Regions from separate parts of the Homo sapiens genome. Here region 1 is linked to region 2. A link is a contact called in ENCODE Hi-C or POLR2A ChIA-PET data. All regions are on one chromosome and are shown on one strand. The core of a region is the stretch at or near the end of the contact, and the rest is flanking DNA. Distances in the headings are between cores, read along the strand shown. Region 1 has its middle 43 kb from the start of C16orf82. Region 2 holds the start of KDM8 (lysine demethylase 8).

Region 1 (2,700 bases), core at 22-2,521, 94 kb after region 2:
TTTACCACGATCTCCTCACTGTCTAACATAGCTCCTGGCATCCAGCAGACACTCCGTAAATATTAATTGAATGTACCAGTGAGTTGTTGGGTGAAATGAAGCCCCACAAGTCAGCACTGTCCCTCCTGACATGGAGGAGAGAGGCAGGAGATAGGTGGCAGGGACTGTGTGGGCTCTGCCTCTGAGCCTCCCCGACCCCCTCCCTCGCCCCCTCCCTGTCTTTCCTGACCCCCTCCCTGAGCTCCCTGCCCACAGCTGAGGTCACCAGGGATGCTGGCAGGGACTGCAGCCTCTGGCCACTTTGGAGGTTGGCTCCCCACACACCCCCGGGTCTGGCAGCTGTTTGAGGTCAGCTCCCGGAGCTCATGGGAGTTTCCTGATGTAAGGCTGGTCTGGAGGGTCTGGGCAGCAGACTGTAGGCAGGTGGCGTTGAGCAAACCTCTGGAGCTCCCAGCATCTTTTCTTGTAGGATGGGAAGATCCTAGCATCCACTTTGAGCTGTATGGTGGAGTCCCGAGCCTGAGGGCTCAGGATGGGCCTTGGTGCCTTCAAACCGGGGCACTGCCACTTCCTAGCTGTGCGCGCTTGATTTCTCTGGGCCCAGCTGCAAAGTGGGGATAAATAGTACGACCTCATGGCTCCGGCTGGATTAGAGGAGTCCGCCTAGGAGAAGTGGCGGCCAAGAGCAAGCCCCTAGGCAGGATCAGCCGCGCCCTTTCGAGGGTCCAGGCCTGGTCCCAGAGATCCCAAGGGCCAGGGCCACGCCTGGGGTCCCCCTGCTCCCTGGGACCCTCTCGGAGCAGCTCCTTCTCCACTTCCCAGGCTCTATCCGTGGCCGCTGGGCTGCAGCAAAGAGCTTCTCTGAGTGCTTCGAACGTGCCTCTTAAAAAAAAAAAAAAAAAAAAAAAAAAAGGAAAGCCCTTTCTTGGAGAGTTGCCCACGGCAGACACAATTTAAATTAACTTAAACTATTTCCTTCCCCTCCCCCACCTCGTTATCCTTTTTCAGAGAGTAGGGAAGAGAAAACGTTTTCGGGAGAAAGCTACGGGAGGAGCTCCTCTCTCTCTCTTCCGTCCAGCGGATGCCGGGGCTGCAGAGGCCAAAGTTTGCAGCGGGCGCGGCGGGGCGGGAGCGGGGAGCGGCGGGTGGGGCGGCTGCTAAGGGAACGCGCGGGCGGCTCCCGGAGCCCGGGGAAGGAGGGGCGGCCGCCCCCGGTCCCGCCGCCGCCTCTGCAGTGCCGCGCATCGCCGCTGGGGGGCAGCAGGGCCCCGCGGAGGCCAAGTCCCGTCGGAGACCGCACAGCTCCTGGTCTCGTACCCCAGACCCGCCTTCCCTGACCTCCGCCCTGGCTGCTCACGGGACCCCGGGGACCAGAGGTCGCCGAGGCAGCAGCCCGCTCTCCTTGCTCCTCCCCTCTTTCATCTATCCCTAATTCATTAATTCATCCGTCCTTTCCGCCTTCGTTTCTCCAACCCCCACATATCACTTTTTCTCCCTTCTCCTCCTTTCCCTATCTTCTTTTCTTCCCTTCCTCCTCTTCATTCATTCATTCCTCCCTCGTATCCTTTCACCCACCCACCCACCACTCATCCATTCTTCCGTCCATCCACCCATCATCTATCTATCCCTCCAACTTCCCCTCCTTCCTTTCCTTCCTCCCTGCCTTCTTCCCTTTTCCCTCTTTCCCTTCCTTACTCTCTCTCCTTTCCTCCCTCCCTCCCTCCTTTCTTCCCTTCTTTCCCTTTCATTCTCCCTCTCTTTTCCTCCTTCCCTTCCTCCCTCTCTCTTTCCCTCCCTCCCCCTCCCTTCCTCCCTCCCTCCTGCCCTTTTTTCCTCCCTCCCTTCCTCCCTTCCTTCCCTCTTCTTTTCTTCCCCCACTCTTTCCTCCCTTCCTTTCCTCCATCCCTCTTTCCTCCCTTTCTCTTCCTTTCTTCTGGATTCTGGAGTCAGATTTAACTTCAGTCTCTGGGTACGTGGTTACCTGGCCTGCATGGCTGTTTCTGCACCTGGGAGGGGAGGACGCCTGGCCAGCCTCACAGAGCCGCGGGCAGGATCGAACCGGACAGTCGCAGAAGAGCCTTGCACAGGCTCCGCACCAGTGAGAGCCCAGGGCTGTGCCAGGAGGGGCACGTCCAGGCCCTTACTTCTCTAATCTGGCTGCGCCTTAGAATCACCCGGGAGCCTTTAAGACATACCGGTAACCAGAACTTCTGGTGGGTCCCAGACACTATTTTATTTTATTATTTTATATTTTATTTTATTTATTTTATTTTTGAGACAGAGTCTCCCTGTGTCGCCAGGATGGAGGGCAGTGGCTCCATCTTGGCTCACAGCAACCTCTACCTCCCGGGTTCAAGCAATTAATTCTCCTGCCTCAGCCTCCTGAGTAGCTGCCTGCCACCACCCCAGCTAATTTTCGCAGTTTTGTAGAGATGGGGGTTTCACCGTGTTGGCCAGGCTGGTCCCGAACTCCTGACCTCTAGTGATCCGCCTGCCTTGGCCTCCCAAAGTGCTGGGATTACAGGCCTGAGCCACTGCGCCTGGCGTTTGCTTTTTATTTTAATGGGCAGCCAGGGTGGAGAAATGATGCTCACGTTGTTTTTGATAGAGGCCAACTAGTGCCAGGTGAATGGGGGTATGGGGGTGAACAGAGGCAGTGGGACTTGACCGCACCCTCTGCCCACTGGCACATCTCCCCTC
Region 2 (2,700 bases), core at 111-2,610:
CTCAGCTAATTTTTTATTTTTAGTAGAGACGGGGTTGCGCCATGTTGGTCAGGCTGGTCTTGTGAACTCCTGACCTGAAGTGATCGGCCTGTCTCGGCCTCCCAAAGGGCTGGGATTACAGGTGTGAGGCACCGCGCCCAGCCTTAAATTATTTTTAAACATCAACTCCTCTAAAGCACCTCCCTGAGTATTCTTTAAGGTGGCTGGGTGGAATGGCCTCTCCGAGAGCCTCACTGTGATTTGCAGAGGGTCTCAGGGTGGGCACTCTGCAAGCACCATGCTGGTCATGAGAAAGCCTCCCAAAAGGGGCTTCCAGGACAGATCAGCCTACACCTAGCTTTCTGGGAACAGGCGGTCCAGTTCTCTAATCTCCTCAATGTTATTATGGCAGTATTCCACAAAAATTGTGCAAAAACAAGAGCTTCGTAAAACTTCCCAGGAAAGTTTGGAACATTTTCCAGAAAGCTTTAATTCATGGCACAGGGATCCCTTTGGCTCTCTAAGGGGCACACAGTCTTGTGTTTGGGTCGTCCGTGTGGCCCCAACGCCTGCGCACCTCCTGTCCCCGGGCTTGCTCCCGAGTCCTCCTGAGCACGGCGATTCCTACCGTTGCCGGGAAACGCACCGATGCCCATCGTTAAGTCCTACCGAGCTACAAGCACCTTTCCTTAGGGCAGTCACACACCCAGGCCCCAGAGGGTCCCCCGTACCCCGCACTGGCCTTGAGCCCCGAGGCCTCAGACCCCCTTCCCTCCTCAGCGCCTTCCCCGGGGCTGCATTTCTCGCGGCTCATATTTGGGACCTGACGGCGGAATCGTTTCCAGCCTGCCTTGCGGCCCAGGGGCAGCGGCTGGTTGCCTAAAAGCAGCGGACACACATATAGCAGAGTATAAAACCCGCGCAGGCGCACTAGGCCTACACCAACGCGACGCCAAGAACCGCTAAAGCGCACAGCAGCCCGCCGTAAGGGCCTGCCCTCACGCATGCGCAAAACCACTGCCAAGAGACGAGCATACGCACGCGCGGAACCTTTCCCTTTATCCTCCCGCAGGGCAGGCCGGCGACGAGCTAAATTGCATTCTCAGAGCGCATGCGGCAACTCGAGCCACCCTCGGGGTTTTCCAAGGCGCACGCGCGAGGCCGGGCTTGGCTGCTTCACATGACGCCTGCGCGGTCTATGCCTCTGAACCCGGCCTCTCCACTTCTGAGGAACTGGAGCTGACTCCGCTCTCGAGTTGCTCAGACTAACCTCTCTTCAGCTGGGACGGTGTCGAGTCGCCTTTGGGCTGGCGAAGACTCGTTGCGTTTGGTCCGACCACTCGGCTGTGTCCCCTGAGGAGCCAGAGGCTAGCATAGGAGTATCGATCGCTCACCGCTCGTCTGATCACGACGCAGTGCCTGGAGGAGCGCCGAGTGATCGATGCCGTGGCCCCGCCCCACTGCTGTTTAAAAGGCCGGGGGATGGAGAAGACAGAAAGGCTTGGCTGTATCCTCTGGGTCCTTCCACGCTAGTGATACCGCTTTTTCCTCTGCACAGATAACAACTTCGTACAAGGCTGTTTGCATCCACCATTTAATCTCTGCAGCTAGGATTATTAGTTCTCCCTATTTTACAGAGAGCGAAACTGAGGCTCAGTGATTAAAGTGGCCACATACTTGTACTTTTGGAAAGTCAGATCCACAATTACCCACGAGCAAGTGCTGCATCCACAGTCTGTTCGAGTGAGAAGGCAAGTGGCCAGGGGACACACTCCTGCCACCTTTGCTTTGATGCCGAGTGGTGCGTGGTCACTGGGACTTTTGTGTTTTGAGCACACACTCCTGTGGACTCCAAGTATGCACGCCTTTTGCAGCATTGCACAGAGGCATGGAAAGTTATGTTCGTACTGAGCTTGGGGTCTGAGTAGGAAACAGGCTTGCTCAGGATCAGTTCATAGATTAGTGGATTCTAGGTACGGTGCTAAAATACTTTAAAAATATGAGGATCGTAGCTATTGTAATGATCATGCTCATCCCCATTTTAGGGAGTGTATTAGTCCGCTTTCATGCTGCTGATAAAGACATACCCGAGACTGGGCAATTTACAAACAAAAAGGTTTAATGGATTCACAGTTCCACATGGCTGGGGAGGCCTCAAAATCATGGTGGAAGGTGAAAGGCACGTTTTACATGGTGGAAGACGAGATAATGAGAACCAAGTGAAAAGGGAAACCGCTTATAAAACCATCAGATCTCATGAGTCATATTCACTACCAGGAGAACAGTATGAGGGGAACCTCCCCTATCATTCAGTTATCTCCTACTGGGCCCTTCCGCAACACGGAATTATGGGAGCTACAATTCAAGATGAGATTTGGGTGGGGACACAGCCAAACCATATCAGGGAGGGAGCAAGTAAAGCACAGAAAGATCTCCTAACCCACCAGGCTCACTGGGATGCTGGTGTTTGAACTCAGCAGCCACAGGTTTAGAATCCTCATGGTTATGTGCTACACTAAGTTTCCACCCTTGAGTAGTGACAATGTTGAATTTTCCCTGAGTCTTGTGTCCCCGGAAAAAAGTAAAAAGGAATTGCTCTCACCCTTTTGTGTTGTGGAAAAAAGTTTACTGCAAAGAATCACCCCCCACCCCCACAAGAGAATTTAGATAAGACTCCAAGACACCACCCCCATTGTTTACCTGTGAGAGCAGGTAAACAGG

Evidence for each region. A loop is a pair of places that touch in the nucleus more often than their neighbours do. ChIA-PET counts read pairs that join two places held with the same protein, here RNA polymerase II (POLR2A). Pooled maps may share reads with other maps.
Region 1: a loop to region 2 is called in a pooled map, with 8 times the contacts of the local background. The contact joins the enhancer-like site here to the promoter of KDM8 in region 2. A Hi-C loop is called at or near these places in 1 of 37 single-sample maps with no recorded cell type and 6 of 50 pooled maps. POLR2A ChIA-PET finds 5 or more read pairs at or near these places in 7 of 52 experiments (A549, AG04450, CD4-positive, alpha-beta T cell and 4 more).

Annotation. Positions count from the first base shown.
Region 1 is chr16:27,108,387-27,111,086 of GRCh38, reverse strand. No RefSeq gene overlaps it. Among named protein-coding and RNA genes, the nearest start is that of C16orf82, 43 kb to the right of the region's middle. RefSeq lists enhancers at 1-543, 544-1,092 and a silencer at 1,131-1,330. Within about 2 kb of position 1,271, at least 10 of the 41 ENCODE cell types and tissues checked have a DNase peak (open chromatin) inside an H3K27ac peak, as active enhancers do.
Region 2 is chr16:27,202,186-27,204,885 of GRCh38, reverse strand. It overlaps KDM8 (lysine demethylase 8), which reads right to left and starts at 1,360. Exons shown (of 8, transcript NM_024773.3): 1 at 1,250-1,360. RefSeq lists an enhancer at 1,156-1,315.